2 separate regions of the Mus musculus genome follow, and region 1 is linked to region 2. The links are chromatin loops, found by intact Hi-C in ENCODE. Cell type or tissue: gastrocnemius. All regions are shown on one strand. Each heading gives the region's core, and the rest is flanking DNA. Links, peaks and the distances in the headings are about the cores only.

Region 1 (8,559 bases), core at 2,052-4,551, 57 kb before region 2:
TAATGGGAGTGGCTCGGGTGCCTTTTAAGTCTCCACCACAGAGTACCAGGAGGCTGCTGAGGCTCTGGAGTTGGAGTCCCCAGGTGGAGGGTAGGGTGCTATCTTCAGATGGGGAACCTGGGAGGCTATGGCTTGTTCTCCGCTAAAATAGGGAGGGCACGGGGCTTTGCGGTGCCAATCCTCCACTCCCTGCTCTAACTTTTAGCTTATTTTCTTGTGGCTGAGCAACTTCCAACCCTGTGCCAAGAGGCAGAGTCATCAGGGGCAGGGTTGCTTCAAATGCTCTGAGGAAGCTGAGGAACAGAACAGACCCAAAGAAGGAGATGGAAGCAAAGACGGGGGGCTAGAAAGGAACCCCCAAAGTAGGATGACTGCAGTTGAGAGGCTGAGGCATCTTCAAAATGGACACTGAATGGAGGGTCAATCAGAGAAACGGAGGCAAGTGCGGTTCTGTGGGGCAGAGCTTGACTGCCAGGGAGAACTGCCAGTCAAATAAGTTACACTGCAGTAGGAGAGCGTGGGGTATTGTGTCAGGATGGGGATGAGTCCGCAGGTCGCATTTATTCTCTTTAGGGATTCTACCAATTTATGTTTTAAAGAGCACAGCCCTGTCCCCACCTCCACTCATCAATGTGCTACTCATGTGGGGAACAGGTGTTGGTCCTGTCCTTCGCCATATGAACCCCAGGATCAATCTCCGGTTGTCCACTGAGATGTCTCACTAGCCTAAGAGTAGCATTTCAAAGCTTTTGGGTTTGTTGTTGTTTTAATATGTACGCATGGGCCTGTTTGAGTACATGTGCATTGTATGTGTGCATGGAGGCCAGAGAGGGCAGCATATCCCTTGAAACTTAAGTCACGGGTGCCTGTGAACTGTCATGTGCGTGCTGGGAACCAAACGATACCCAATCCCAGGTCCTCTGGAAGAGCGTGTGGGCTGTGAGCTCCCACAGGGATTGTATATCAGACACCCTGCAATCAGACACCCTGCATTTACATTGCAGTTCATAACATTAGCCAAATTTACAGTCATGAAATAGCAAGGAAAATAATTTAAAGGTTGGGGGTCACCACCACATGAGACTGTCTTCACTTTCAGTCATATCTCCAGCCCCAAGAGCAGAGTGTTTAAAAGAAAGAATGACAGATTAAAATTGCTGATTAGAAATGTTGAACGTGATATACACACATTGGCGTTTATTTTGTTTGGTTGGTTTGGGTTTTGAGACAGGGTCTTCACTATATATCAGGGTGACTAGGACTCACTGTGTAACCCCAGCTGCTGTTAAACTCATCCTGCTTCAGCCTCGCCCAAGGGCTAGGGTTACGTTCATGAGTCGCCATACCCAGCCTCAAATGTAGTATTTTAAATCAGTTATTAACTAGACTGTGAGAGAAGCTAGGGTGGGTCAGGGTGCCAGGAAGAGGGTGGTTTGTGCCAGACAAGGAAGTAAGGGCAGTGTGGCCACGCCAGGCAGACTGGCAGGCCGGGGCACCGAGCCCTGGGCTACACAAGTCGATACTACTTGTCAGTATCTGCAAAGCGGTGCCTCTCCACCTTCCTAATGCTGGGACCCTTTAATACCATGCCTCATGTTGTCATGACCCCCAGCCATATAAACTATTTTTATTGCTACTTCATAACTGTAATTTTGCCACTGCCGTGAATCATAATGTAAATATCTGATATGCAGGATCTCTTGATCTGTGACCCCTGTGGAGGTCATGATCCACAGGTTGAGAACTGCTCTAAAGCAAGGTTCTTGGCTGCTGAATTTAAGTTGGGTAGATACAGCAGTAAGTGATTTCCCTCTTCCAGAAATACGCCCCTGAAAATATAAAAGGGAAAAAAAAGATGCTCATGGTGGCAACTGCATTGAAGCCCAGTTTTAAATGTTTCTGGGATGCTTTCTGGACAGGAAGTGAGTTGGCTTTGTGAAACAGGTCTCATGTAGCCCAGGCTAGCCTTGATTTCTGGCTACTTATATATTCCTAACACACGCAGATAGGGATTAAGGTTTGGTGAGTACTGGACTCTGAACTGCATGTTCTTAAGCTTGACTCTGGGGGGGGGGGCAAACTGTGGCCCACCATTAATGCTTTATCAATAATACTTTATTGGAGCATAGTCACTTCATATTGCTTCATATTGTTTGTGATTCATTTTGGACTAAAAGAACAGTCTTTGTAACAAACATCTGGTTCCCCGAAGTTCAGTTTATTCTCTGTCCCTTCACAGAAAATTTAATAAATGGAGATCTACCACACCTTTAGACAAAAAGATGAACTAGCATAAAGATGTCAATTCTCATCGATGTAGCATCAAGAAAACCCAGTGGGTTCACTCTTTAAGGGAATTAAGTGGTGAGGAAACATTTTAAATAAAATTATTAAAAAGTTCATGGAAGGAAGAAAATAAGGTGTAAAAAAACTAAGATAGGATTTTGCCAGTGGAAGTGCTGTCACAAGTTCATAAGAGGGTATTACCACAGACATTGTCAGGCTGCTGGCACAGAATGGCCCCCGTGCAGACCCTCATGTCTCTATGTATTAAACTGTTTGGTGGTGACATTGAATTAGTCTGGAGGGGACATGTTGCTCAGGAACACCATGCAAAAGTAATTACTCAGTTCTTTGCTAATTAATTTTGTGACAGTCCTCACTGAGAAGCCAAATAAATTCTTTGTACATTAATGTCAGCACACAAACCAATTTTTTAAGTAAAGGAAATAGATGGGAATGCTCATCAAATTTTTCATTAAGAGAAGCCATGCTGTGCATCCAGGGAAAGCCAGACGGGAAAGATTGATAGGAGTGCATAATTCAGACTTCAAGCCAGCCAGTGGGTAAGCTCGAATAGCAGGGTGGGAAAGACACTGGCAACTGACTCCTTGTGAGAGTCCTCTGGGTGGGAAATAGGGCCAGACAGACAGACACAGGCTCTTATCTCACAGTTTTAAGAGCACTGGCTCTTACAGAGGACCTAGGTTCAGTTCCCAGCACCCACATGGCAGGCAGCTCATAAATAACTGTAATTTCAATTCTGGGGATCGGTGCCCTCTTCTGGACTCCTTGGGTACTACATGCATTTGGTGCACATTCATTCATTCATTCATTCATTCATTCATACAAATATACATACATACATACATACATACATACATACATACAGGCAAACACACACATAAATATTTTTTCTTTTTCTAAAAAGAAAAAACTGAAAGAAAGAAATGGAGGCCTGCCACGTGACAAGGTGCGCTCTGAGACACATAACGTGCAGCCATCTTGTCGCTGTTCAGACAGAAACCTGTTATTACTGTGTCACCAAGTGCTGCTCTCTCAGAACCACTGTTCTGTTGGTCAGTTGCTGGCTGCCTCACAGGACACTGAGTTCTGGGTGGTGGGGAAGGACAGGGACTCAAACTTGAATGCCTGCTCCTACTTAGTAGATTAGCAGAGCTTTCCCTCAGCTGTCTACAAAGGGTAGGAAATTAACTCCCACTGCTGTTGAGAGGCTGGGTTTCCAGAACCTTCCAGCAGAGCGTTTGGCAAGGCTTTCTTGTTCTCATCTAAAAAATTGTCCTAACAAAGTTATTTAAAAGCCAAGTGTGACCGGGCGGTGGTGGTGCACGCCTTTAATCCCAGCACTTGGGAGTCAGAGGCAGGCGGATTTCTGAGTTCAAGGCTAGCCTGGTCTACAAAGTGAGGTCCAGGACAACCAGGGCTATACAGAGAAACCCTGTCTCGAAAATAATAATAATAATAATAATAATAATAATAATAATAATAATAAATAAATAAAAGCCAAGTGTGGAAGCACAGGGTTGTGAGCCCAGCAGTTGGGAAGTAGAAGCAGAAGGACTGCTGTGTGTTCGGCCAGCCTGGGCTACAGAGGGAGACCCCACCCCTCACCCCACCCCCAAGCAGAAAAGGAAGAAGGGAAGAAAATCAGTCAAAATGCAGTAAGATTGGTTATCAGAATGAGCTGAGCGGAGGGTGCAGGGCCTCTGAAGACCTGAAGACACGAGGCTGTTGGCTTGGTCAGCCCTGGCTCCGCTCTAACTTTGCCCTCTTCTCTCAGGAAGTCCCGTCGTCATCTTAGGAGTGGGATCGTAAGAGAAAGGAAGAATGAACAATGTCCTACTGACTCACCCCAGCCACAGCACCAGGACGGGGTAGCTCAGGTTCTATCCACCTGGGGTCAGTTTCCTCCACAAATGTCATGGGAAAGTTTGAAATGTTGGGGGACCCATTTACTGTCAGACAGCATGCCTCTAAGCTGAGAAAGTGGCCACACTGTGGAGGACCTGCGGGGAGCCAAGGCTTGATGCAGGGGCTGGTAATGGGACTTGGAAGAAAATCCTCTCTTCATTATTTAGAGATGCAGAATCAGAAAGCAGGGAAGTTCAGTATTGTAAAAGGAAAAAGCCCCTTCCTTCCTTCCTTCCTTCCTTCCTTCCTTCCTTCCTTCCTTCCTTCTTTCCTTCCTTCAAAGGTCAACACTGTCCTTTTCTGTCAAATGTACACCTCTGGAAATGAGGTAGATTAAGCATTTACCTTTAAATCTACTGAATTAGTTTATTTCTGTATTAGGTTGTATGCAGTCTCTGTTCTTGGAGCTACCCTGTGTTAAGGTTGCCTTTAAAGAGCTCTGCCACCCTCCAGCTCAGGCAGGGTGCTTAGGACATTCCATATCCACGGCACTGTGGACACTCTTTCACCACCCATAACTTCCTAAGGACAAGCAGGCATGAGGGGCAGTAGGATAGGGAGAGGGTCCTCTTCCATTTCCCCAAATAAGCCTTGGCAAAGGTCGAGTTCATCGCTCTAGATATCTGGACAGTGACTCATGGGCAGTTGCTCTCCAGGAAAGAAATACGCTTTCATCCCAGGAATTTTCCCAATTACTTACTATATGCTAAATGCGCACCCCACCCCCAACCCCCAAAACATGGTCTTCTCTGTATTGTGAGTGACCTCTGCATTTGAGGCAATTCTCCTGCCTCTGCCTCCCTAGCAGTATGAATATAGACATATACTACATAGACCTAGCTCCATTTATCTACTTCATGAAGCTGATAGGTGACATTGAGACTGTCCCCTTCCATCTTGGCTCCCTACCTTCTGGCTGGGAGGCAGGCACCTATCTATTAATGACTAAGGCTGAGAGAGAGCCCTTGGGCACCCTGTCCTCACCTTGCCTGTGCAGTGCCTCTGCACGTGCTGTCAGACGCTGGGCAGTGTGGGTTATGTTGGGTTTTGTTCTCATGCTCCATTTGATGGGCACAGCTCTGCCCTATATCCTGGCTTTTGGCAAAGACTGTCGTGGGCTGCCATGGATCTGAGTGGGTTGTTGGAACTGCCTCCCACTTCGCCTCAGGAAGACCCCTTCCAGTATGGCCTGGATTCTCCCTCACTTGTAAAGTGAGCAGCGTGGCTATTCCTGAGCTTCCCAGAGTAATACCTAAGACCATCGCAAGAATCCTGTGATCAGTGGGAAAGATGTTTCCCATCCTGCCTGAGTAGACTTTTTAAAAAAGCATTCTTAAAGCAAAGGCAGCTGTCAAGTGGGTTTATTTATTTTTATTTCTATATTTATTTATGTGTATGTATGCGTATTGTCTGTAAGTGAATGCCACATGTGTGTGGTTGCCTGCAAAGGCTGAAGCTGGCATTGCAGGTGCTTGTAAGCCATTCAGTTCAGATGTGGGAACTGAGTCCTGGGTCCTCTGCAAGAGCAGCAGATACGCTTAACAACTGAACCTCTCCTCTGGCCCAAGTGGATTAATCCATTTTAAGGAGCACTGTTAAGTTACACATATGTAGCGAGGTGTCTGAACTTGGTTTTAAGACAGGGTCTTACTGTGTAGTCCAGGTTGGCCTTGAACTTGGAATCCTGACTCAATTCTTGGGTGGTAAAAGCATGTGTCGCCGCATCTAGCTGTGTGTGTTTGTTTGTTTGTTTGTTTGTCAGGTAGGTTGGTTGGTTGGTTGGTTGGTTGGTTGGTTGGTTGGTTGAATTGTTAGCTTTGTCTGTTTTCCAGTATGGAAATCAGTGACTGGTGTTGGAACTCACATCTGCTGGCTTGCAGTCTTGAGTAACGTGGCAGATGGAGTCTAGACTCAAGTTAGATGAATGAATCTCTATTTCTCACTGCTGTGACCACACTGGAGAGATAATTGTGCCCTTTCTTCAGGGTCACTGAATGGAGATCAGAGCTTACAAGTATGTGCTGTCTGGGCTGATCACAAGATCTTCCTCATGCCTCGTCTGCCGTCAGCTACACCACACGCTGGCTCGGTTTCCCACATGGCTCAGCGGAACAGACCACAGATGTGGTTGTGATGAGCAGCTCTGAGGTCCTAGGAGACAGGCATTGCTGCACTCTCATTGGCTGGCCTCCAGACTCTGAGGTTTTCAGCAGCATGGGGCACAGGGCTTGCTTTGTCTACTATGGCCTGAACAGCGTGACCAGAAAGCTCTCTTGATCCCCACCACAACCCTATGCTCTCCCAACTCAATTTTCTGTGTTTTGTTACTGACCCAGGCCATTCTAGCCTGCTTGGTCTCCATTGTTGCAAGGCAGCAATGCTTCCCTGCTGCCCCAGGCTCTTGGGCTCCCCTTCAAGTGGCTAATAGGTGCTATACACAGAAGGATAGTTCATAAAAGTGGGCAGGCTACTACCTTTCCCCCACAGGATATGGAACCTCAGCTGAGTCAGCTCTGACTTTACGCCGTGGTTGCAGTGGACATGAGAAGAACATCCCATCTTTAGAGCAGGAGACAGAGTCTTTAGGCATTCATGGTTCACACTTTCATCTGTCCCTGACTCCCTCGGTGGCAGAGCACGGGACTTCCTGCAGCTCCAAACCACGGCTGCCTCTACTCTGTGGTCTCACGTGTTCCTGAAACACTCCACACAGGCGCCAGCAGGGGAGTCTTTGGAAGCCACAGGGTAGCACTTTGCTTTATCTACAGGTGGCTGGAGGGAATGGAGGCCCATCCGGCAGGCTGTGGGCGGGGCTCCCATCCCCGTGGGCGGGGCTCCCATCTCAGTGGGCAGAGCTGACCCCCCTCAGGAGGAGGCATCTGAGCATGCTCTCCTCACCTGCTTCTCTAGGCCGCCATGCTTAGAGCCATGCTGTCCCCACATGGAATAGTGCTTACACCAGACCAGTGGAGGCTCAGAAGCAAATTCCTGCAGCTTCGCCGTCCTTGTGAGATCTGGTGTTGAAGTATTAAGACTGAGGAAGTCTTCTAGTCTCAGAATGAAGCCAAGCTCCTTCTTGCACAGCTGTTTCTTAGGGAGCCAGAAAGAGGACAGATACTGAGATTTTTGTACAGAGGCTGGAGGTGCGAATCACAGGGCAGGTCAAAACTCATACTTTTATTGTTGTTTACTGGAAGAAATCTGTTGAGATTGACCCAGTGCTCCACAGGCTGCAAGTACATGCAAAGGGTGAGTCATGTTACTACAACCAGAATCGGTGAGGAGGCTCTGGGAGCATTCATGCCCTGTTCTTCGCCAACTTTGGCTCTCCCTCTCAGACTCCTGGTTTCTGCCCAAGTCACACACGGCCCTACTACCCCAAGACACACCCCATCTTGGTGCCTTTCCTGGATTGGGTAGTTTCATTGTTCCTGAAGCCAGGGTGTTGGCAGAAAGGCCACCGCATGCAGATCCCGTGACTGGGAGGTGCAGAGAGAACAAGCTGGCAGCAGCAGGGAGGGCGCGGAGGGCCTGAGGCAGCCAGCAGGATCTGTCAGCAGGTCTGTCTGTGTAGAGTGCTTGCCAGCCTCCTAACTCCCGGGGTCTTGTCTCTAAACAAGTCAGCCCTGACCCTCAGAAAAGGAAAACTCAGTAGTTAGAGGAGTAAAACCCACCGCAGCTTTCTGGACCCAGAGAGGGATGCTTCCATACCTAGGCACCATCTGGAACATTGGAGTGGAGCTATTTATTGCCTGCCCCTGTCAGTGAGAGTGACCTAAAGGGTAGGCAACCCACCCTGGAGAAAGGATGGCTGGAGACTGAGAAGTGGAATCGTTCTTTTGGAGAAATGTGGCAATCTTCTTTCGCTCAGCTGGATGTCTGGGTACTTCTGAGATGCTCGCCCGGGCAGTCTGTCCGTGAGAATCAACAGGGTGGGTTTCCCAAGTTCAGTGTGCTGGGTGTCATCAAGTCACACCAACCTCCTGGTTCCGTAAAAGATCGTTCAAGGTGCCTATGAAATATCTCAGACCCATCATCGTGGTTGTATAGTAGGAATTCCTAACTCTCTGCCTTTGCGCCTACACAGCACAGTGGAAACAGAGACTGGGTGAGCTCATGTTCTAGGGCTGTCTTGCTAAGGAAGAGCAGGACTTTAGTGGTGATGAGACAAATACAGAAAGAGTGCGGGGTGAAGGCGTTCCTCTTTCTACCAATCAGATGCTATATGGGAGTGAGTGGGTGGGTGGATGGATGAATAGAAGTGTGGGTGAGTGGGCGGATAGATAGGTGGGTGGGTGGATGGATGGATGGATGGATGGATGGATGGATAGATGGATGGATGAGTGA
Region 2 (8,559 bases), core at 3,322-5,821:
TTCAGAGCAAGCCTTTGATCACAGTGGACCCTAGGGGGTGTACGCCATTTCTAAGCACAGCAGAGATGAGGAGAAGATAAACGAGAAGCAGCCAGCCTGATCCATCTATTATTTAGTTTCCTGTCAATTTGTCACCCAGTTTCCTCAGAACTTTAACATTAATAAATCTTGGCTGATACTTCATAGCTGAGAAGTTACATTGTTTGCCGGGTGATGTTCGTTAATTGGTTGGTTAGTTGGGTGATGTTTCTTGGTTCCTTGTCATCATCCCAGGAGATTCCTCTATGTCAGCATCCCAGGGGATGCTTCCATGATCCAAATTCCCTTCTTACAAGGCCTTTTCATTGCATCTTGGTCTCTGGTCTGCTCTTTGGTGTCCCTTCCCATCATCCCTTTGGGCTGCTCCATGCAGAAATGATTTCATGCATAACTCTGAGGACTCACAGCTACTTACAGCCCCACATGCGAGGCTGTAAGTAGCTATGATACCTGCTCCCCATCCTAGTTTCCTACTGACAGGTCTGCTTGCTTGTCCAAATCAAGAGTCAAGCCTTTGAAGCAGCCGGTTCTACATCAGCCTTGCTGATGTCACCATGTTGACAGGCCTGAGGCTGAGTACTCTGTTGGAGGCTGAAAGGCCAAAAATAGCTCTATTTTCCAGTGTTTTATTACAATAAGGCATCAATCATTTATAGATCTGTACAAATAGGCTAGAGAGTGAACCTGTGGGGGGACATATGGGGAGGGGAAGAGAGCACAGTGGGCTGGCCTCCCCAGTGGCTCAGCTCTCAGGAGACATGGGTCAGCACTTAGGTCATTGAGACCTATGTGCGTCCGAGTCAGGTGGTAAAGAAGTCCCTGGCTGCATCCATGGATGGAAGCATGACAGAGAGGACTTCAGGTGGGGAAGTATGGCAAAACCTGCTTTCTGAGGAGAACACCAGAAGGTTTAAAGAAGAGATATACAAAGAGGCCGGTGCTCTGCCCTAGATAGAACATCTATCTCGACTTCCTCCTCAAGGCTCAGGGACAACTCAGAAGAGGAGGTGGAAAAAAGTAAGGATGTATGTGGGGGGGGGGGGTGAGGAAGTGAAAGATTGTCATCTGGACACGACATGGCTGTCACACTCATGAACTCATGGTAGCTGAGGTTACATGCATAAGACCTTCGTAAGACCAAGCCGGGCAGACTTCCAGGACAAACAGGGAGGAACGCTCCAGGCTTTACCCTTAATGAGGACCTACTGTGCTTGATGGAGGTGGGGGGTTAGAGGAGAGAACCAATCCTTTATGAGGTTTCTCGGTGGTAGGTTTACCCTGTGCAAATGGATAACTTCACACCCATGGATCCATTGGCTTGTATGGGTTATCTCTCAATCTCCATCTCTATCTCTATCAGGAGGATAAGAGGATATTGAAGAAGAAAAATAGAGAGTGGGTATGACTAAATTTCATTGTATATATGTATGTGTAAGACCCCTGAAGCTGGGCCTCCACTCAAGTCCCGGGATAAGCTGGCCGGCACTCCAGTGACCCAAGAGAAAACCACACCTGATGCAAACTGCAAGAGATTTTATTATCAGCTAGCTGAGGACGAAGTCCCTCCGCCGTGCAGAGCAGGGGAGTTTGACCCTGAGCCATGACAGTAGGGGGCTTTTAACAGCTAGCTGAGGAATTGGGAGGAGTTAGGAGGAGAGTTGGGAAGAGTTGAGAGGAGTTGGGAAGAGTTGGGAGGAGTTGGGAAGAGTTGGGAGGAGTTGGGAAGAGTTCTTCTCTTCCGGGTGTCCTTGGTGAAATTTACAAGGCAGGAGTGGGGAGTGAGTTCTTTCTGAATTTTTATCTCTGTGTCCTCAGCACAGGAAGGCAGGTATCTCTGGTTGTAAAGTATAGAAACAAAAAGGCTTTTTGCTGGCTATAGAGAACAAAGAGCTTCTTTTTGGCTGTATTTTTAGAGATCAGGGAAAACAAGCTTGGGGAACGTCCAGGGGCTTTACCTTCCAGGGAGAAATGCTCTAAGTCGGGGTCCCATATATGTAGTTCTCACAAATAAATAAAAGGATAATTAAAGAAGGAGACACAGACCCAGGAGATGTTGATCATGAATAACAGGAGACATGTTCCTTGCCGGCTGCACTTTGATTTAAAGAAGAAAGCAATGCATGCTGGTCTCAGGGAGGGTGGAAGAAGAAACTTCTCCCTACCACACACCAAGGTAATACAGCCTCTCTGTTCAGGTCAGCAAGGAGGTGGCAGACCTGGAGACTGTGGAGGCCAGCCTCAGGATGAAGAGGATGGGCAGACCGGAAGCACTGCTTCTACCAGAGGCGATGCTTTTGTGTGGGACAATGACCTCTCAAGTGGTTAAAAGTGAGCTAAGAACTGAAGAAACCGTTTTAGGTCATCCGTGGTTCTATGGGGAGGGTTAGGTCATCCATGGATCTAATAGGAGGGTGTGTCAAGATCATTGATTCATCCAGATGAGGGTCCTGAGGCCCTGGTCAAGTGTAGGACTAGGGAGGGAGGAATTGCAGAGATCCCACGGGGATAATCTTCTCCAAGGCAGAGCTCAGAAGGGAAGTCGCCAGAGTAGACGGGGCCTGCATGTTTTCTGTTTGCTTTTCATTTCTTTGCTAATGGAAGTAGTCTGACGCGGTGGGGCTCAGAACAGGAAAGGGTGAATTTCAGGACAGACTTGATGAGGAGACAAACAGGGAGGAGATGAAGTGTAAGACAAGCCTCCCTCCTTGGGAGTGGGAATCCCCCTCCTTTCCCATGCAGCGAAGCCTCAGTACCTCCGAAGTGCTTATTCCTATGTGGCTTCAGCCTCACCAGGCAGCATGTCAAATAAGAGATGTGTGGATAGCAGGTGTGACCCAGGACACGGGCCCTGTACCCACTCATCTTACAAACCCACCCAGGTACACAGGATGCATCTTTTCATTTAGAGCTGGTGTGTCAACTTGACACAGAGAGGAGGGCATCTCAGTTTAAAAAAAAAAAATGCCTCTGTAAGACTGGACTGTAGGCAAGCCTGCAGAGCATTTACTTAGAGATGGATGGGGGAAGGCCCAACCCATTGTGAGTGGTACCACTCCTGGGCTGGAGGTCCTGGGTTCTATTGGAAACAGGCTGAACAAGCCACAGGGAGAAACCAGTAAGCACTACCTCTCCATGGTCTCTGCATCAGCTCCTGCCTCCAGGTTCTATCCCTGCTTGAGTTCCTGTCCTGACTTTCTCAACGATGGACCATAATGTGGAAGTGTAAACCAAATAAACCCTTTCCTCCCCAACTTGCTTTTTGGTCATGGCGTTACATCACAACAATAGAAACCTAAGACAGAGGGATTTGGAAAGCCGGATGAAGTCCTGGGTCTGTGGTTCTTCAAATCCTTGCTCATTGTCCCCTGGATCTTGGATAACTAAAAGACACAGATAGGGTCAGGGGTGGGAGGATGGGGGTGGAAACAGAGAAACTGCAAGTCCACGTGTTTCCCTAGAGTCTCTCTTTGTCTTTGGTTGTATTGGAGGAAGTGGAGAACTAGGGTGTAGCCTCTGGCCCTTTACAATAAGTAACAAGGGGGCAGAGTCTGGGCTCCACCTAGCAGAGCTGGATCTACCTGGGGTCCACATCCCCTCCCCCCAGTGCGGGGGGCGGGGGGGCTGAGCTTGTCTTAGACATTCAGTTTTGCCTGTAGCACGGGAGTCCCCATCCCCTCCCTTCCTGCAGCCAAAAGGAGGACCTTGTTTCCCAGCAACCATGGAAACATCTCAGAGAACGGTTATATTGTTTTGAAGTGTTTTGAAATCTTATCAATGGTTTCCAAGGAAACATGAGCTGACGAATAGTGGCCTTGCTAGGTAGGTTCAAGAAGCAGGGGGGTGGAGGAGGGCGGGGTAACAGGCGGAACTCTCTGGACCCAAGGCGGAACTCTCTGGACCCAGGCGTCTGGCTGTTTACAGAACTGGAGAAACATTGTAGCTGGGATGCTTTAACTTTGTTGCTTTCCCCACAGTCACTCTTCGGGGATGTAGCATTATTTGCACCTCAATTAAAGAAATAATACAGTGTTTAAAGATGTAGAACTTGGGTCCAGAGAGATGCTGCTCATCAGCAGTGAAAAGCATGGGCTGCCCTAACAGAAGACCTGAGCTAGGCTTCTGGTGCCTATGTCAGGTGCCTCTGTCATGACTATGTGCAACTCCAGCTCCAGGGAATCCCATGTCCTCCCAGGGCACTAGTATTCCCACACATATACACACAAGCAGACATATATGCAGAAAAATAAAATCTTTTTCTAAATAGTGGGATTTGCATAATGTTAGTTGATCCTGCATGTTATTACATTTAGGGGAAATAGAGGTTAAAGTGGCAACCCAGCTGCCAAACTTTGGTCACAGTAGTTTGTTAATCAAACACAGTTGCAGGATCCTCATGGGACAGTGGCAAACATCCCAGAGAAATAGCACAAGCCTGGAAGTTTCTGCCAGTCACCCTCAATAGGCATGGTTCCTGCAGTCGCCAATTTAAATGCTTGGTAAGTCTGAAGCCCCAACGGAGACTGTCTTTGCCATCCTTTAAATATACACTCTGAGAGGCTAGCATGTTTCAAGCTTGTTCCTGTGTGTGGACCGCAGTGGTGAAGCATTTAAGACATGGGGACTGGTGAAAGGTAATTAGGTCACGGTGTCTCTAACTTTGTGAATGGATTAAGTCTGCCTGTTGGACTAGATTAGTGCTGGAGAAAATGGGTTGATATAATCAAGTTTGGCACCTGCCCGGAATCCTTCTTCCAAATGCATTCCCACAGCCATAAGACCATCTGTCATGAGACCATCTGCCAAGGCTTTGGCGTAGCCAACCAGATGCTGCCACTCTGAAATTTCAGAATGATGGGCCAAATAAATCTCTTTTCCGTTTAAAGTACTTAGCCTCAGGGACTTTGTTATAGCAACAGAAAGCATACTAGGTATATTGTACTTTTCATCACTGAGATAGGATATCAACTTAAGAAACAAGGAGAGAAAGATTTGTTTTGATACATGGTTTCATGGGTTTTGATCCCTGATCTCTTGCTCTGTTGAGAGCACTGAACCCACCATGGTGATGCAGAGCCATGGCCAGGAGCCCATGAGATTGCAAAGCAACTCAGCTCATGGTAGACTAGAGGCAGAGAATGACAGGAAAGGGCCAGGGTAAGGCACACCCCTAACACATATCCCAGTGACCCAGTTGCTCTGGCAAAACCCACTGCCTAGGTTCCATCACTCCATGCAGAGGACCCAAGTTCATATCTCACCATCCATGATCAGGTGGCTCACAACCACCTGTAACTTCAACTCAAGAGCTATATACTGCCACATTCTGGACTCTGAGTGTACCTGCATTAACATCTCCCACCTCCTGTCTGTTTGTCTCTCTGTCTGTCTCTCTCTGTCTGTCTCTGTCTCTCTCTCTGTCTCTCTCTCTCTCTGTCTCTCTCTCTTTCACACACATACACACACACACAATACCTGAGAAACTATACCTGAGGTTGACCTCTGGCTTTTCATATACATGATCTCTCTCCCTGCTTCCTTTTTTACACACACACACACACACACACACACACACACACACACACACACACACACAACCATACATGGCCTCAATAATCCCTCACTTCTCCAAAGCCCTATCATCTGGCAAAAAAGTCCTCGGCCCTGTTGGAGATATCAGTGTCCCTTTTGAATTTTGATTTATGGAACTCACAAGATGTTCCACAGCTGCCTCACCAGACAACACTGTAACTTTCTGCATTCACCCATACCATGTCTCAGGGTTCATCTCCACTCTTGTTTGCTTAGAAAAACAGTGAAGAAAACTCATGGGAGCTGCTAAGAAATGCTGAGTCTTAGCTTGATGTCCTTGTTTTCAGGAGTGGTAAGGTGGTCCTTTCAAAACTATTGGCATGTTGTAAGAGTGGGTGACATCTATAAGTATTGGGAAATGTCAGGATGGGAGAGGAGACGTGAACTAGGAGGGAGTGTGGGAGACGTGAACTAAGAGGGAGTGTGGGAATGTGAGGAAGAGCCTACAGATACTGGGCTGGATGTAAAGGGGCCACTGGATAGATGCATGATTGACCACCATGAGAGATGTGACAAAGTTAGCTTGAAATTTCTTCTGGTCTCAGAATAAGGATGTGCCCAAAGATGGCTTGGAGGCATGCAAAAATGCCTGGCAAGAAGGAATCCCGATGGCTGAATGTATGCACAAATCCAAAATAATCCCTTAGAAAGAAGATAACGAAGAGGCGGGCTGTCTTTATGAATTGGCACCAATTAACAAGGAAGAAGAGACCTCAGTCACGGTTCATTATGGAAGGGCAGCCATTGGTCAGGTGAGGGTGAAACGCTGTTGGGAGCCACCTCTGACTGCTCACCAGGATAGGCCTGTCTTTATTGATGCTAACAGTGCCATCATTGATGCTGTGGCCTTCTTTGTCTACAGCAAGTGTCCTCCAGGCCCAGTGGAGCCCCCACCTATATAGCACAGGCTTCTTTGTTACTCTGTCATGGTTGAAATCTGCTTGTACAAACTTCCAAGTACCTTCTTGCTGATGCCCAGGGGCCCCTTTCTCTTCCTCCAGGCCCCAGGGAGGCAGCTGGCCCTGAAAGAGGGAGTCAAGTGTGACCTTGAGACCTCTACAGCCACTTTCTTAGTTGCTGGCTTTTGTTCCTTGTGCTGTTTGGACATGGCCGCCTGCCCTCTGGGGTGGTACTACTGAACACCAAATGAAAGATGGAGCACATAGGTTCCAGAGAGCACACTGGGATGTGTGCGTCCTGGAGAAGGTCGGGGTGATGCAGTGTAAGTTACTTCTGGTTCAAGACTTGCCAGAGCGGCTGGAATACGCCCAACTCAGAGCAGTTCTCATCAGACCTCCCAACCGCTTCTCCACCAAAGAAATGTTTGTGTGACCCCAGATATTTAGATCTATGGGCATAGGTGCTCATATCACACACTTACTAATAACGTATCATAAAGAAATTTAATATCTCGGTGCGCTGGCATATTCCTTTAATCTCAGCACTAGAGAGGCAGAGGTAGGTGGAGTTCTCAGAATTCAAAGCCAGCCTGGTCTATATAGTGAGTTCGTGTTAGCCAGGGCTACCTAGTGAGACTGTCTCAAAATAGAAATAAAGAAATAAAGGAAAAATATGAGACGTAATATCTATGTTTTTACTTTGTTACCTGTCACTTTGAGCATAAATGAAATGTTGGGTGATTGTGGTGGTTTGGCCCCCACAGACCCTCACAGTGGGTTTGAATGTTTGGCCCATAGGGAGTGGCGCTATTAGGAGGTATGGCCTTATTGGAATAAGTGTGGCCTTGTAGGAGGAAGTATGTCACTAGGGGTGGGCTTTGATGTCTTATAAGCTCCTGTCTGGCCAGTGTAACCCAGTCCCCTTCTGCCATCAAGATGTTGCGCTCTCGGCTCCTCCAGTACCATGCCTGCCTGACCACTGCCATGCTTCCCACCACGATTCCCGCCATGATGATAATGGACTGAACCTCTGAAACTGTAAACCAGCCCCAGTTAAATGTTGTCCTTTATAAGAGTAGCCTTGGCCATGGTGTCTCTTCACAGCAATAGCACAACTACTAGTTAGAGCACACAACTCTAACTAAGACAGTGATTTATGTGCTAAGGGTTGCTTGACTAACCAGGTCAGTATTTTTGTGAGGGAAGGTAGCTTGCGCAAGCGAGTACCCAGATGTCACCCATTTCTGCTCTGAGAACTTGTGACTGTAAATTGATTTCTCAAACCTGTTTTCACTTTATCCTCTCAGCTCTGCAAGTGAAGCTGGGCAGGAGGCACAGTGGCGATGCTGTATTGAGTTCCGTGATGCTCAAAAAAATGCTGTCGCTCTGTTCAGTCAAACCCTCGGGCTAGCCTGAGGCTCCCGAGGAAGCAAAATACAAAAATGAAATAAATCATAAGGAGGGCGGGGTTGATTATCGAAAGTCAGCACAGAGAAACTGTTAAGCATCTATAGACCAAAAACAAACAAACAAACAAACAAACAAATAAAATTCAGCCAGTACCTCACATCACATGCAACCAATCAAGCAGAAGGCTTGAACATAAGACAGGGATCTCTCAGATGAAGGAAGGAGGGAGAGAAGCTTTAGGATAGAGGTCTAGGCAAATGTGTCTTCTTAGACACCCAAAGCAGATTCAGAAAGGGGCAAAACAAAACCAACCCAGTCGAAAACAAAGAGCATGGCATTTATTTGGGACTAATTATGTCTGCTGTCTAGGAAAACACAGGCTTCAGCGGCCTCGAAAAGGAGTCTCTGGGTTTAGCTTTGAATCTCAAGGGGGTTGGCGATGACATCATCCATTAGTCAGGGGTTTGAAGTTAAGCTGTTAAGAATGGCTTGGGAGGTGACTTAATCTCTGGCTCACTTGGTGGGTGGGAGCAAGTGGGAGGTGGAGTTAAGATGGGGGGGTGTCAGAGGTGCTTCTGTGGTGAGCTATCTTCTGGGTGGGTGTGTCTGATGGCCTCCTGAC

The links. Peaks named below come from ENCODE experiments on the same cell type or tissue, not always from the same donor. Only the 100,000 strongest peaks of a DNase experiment are listed, where the experiment ranks them.
Region 1: it touches region 2 in a loop (2.2-fold over the local background); 6 of 42 quality-filtered maps call a loop at or near these places.

What each region holds. Positions count from the first base shown.
Region 1 is chr1:89,124,295-89,132,853 of GRCm38, forward strand. The region is part of intron 2 of Sh3bp4 (SH3-domain binding protein 4); the gene reads left to right. Among named protein-coding and RNA genes, the nearest start is that of Gm34331, 25 kb to the left of the region's middle. In gastrocnemius, for the core only: a CTCF peak has its summit at 3,064 (motif pointing left); no DNase peak of the experiment used is centred there.
Region 2 is chr1:89,179,888-89,188,446 of GRCm38, forward strand. No RefSeq gene overlaps it. Among named protein-coding and RNA genes, the nearest start is that of Gm34331, 81 kb to the left of the region's middle. In gastrocnemius, for the core only: no CTCF peak of the experiment used is centred there; DNase peaks (open chromatin) are centred at 4,486, 4,822 and 5,127; H3K27ac peaks cover 1,360 bases.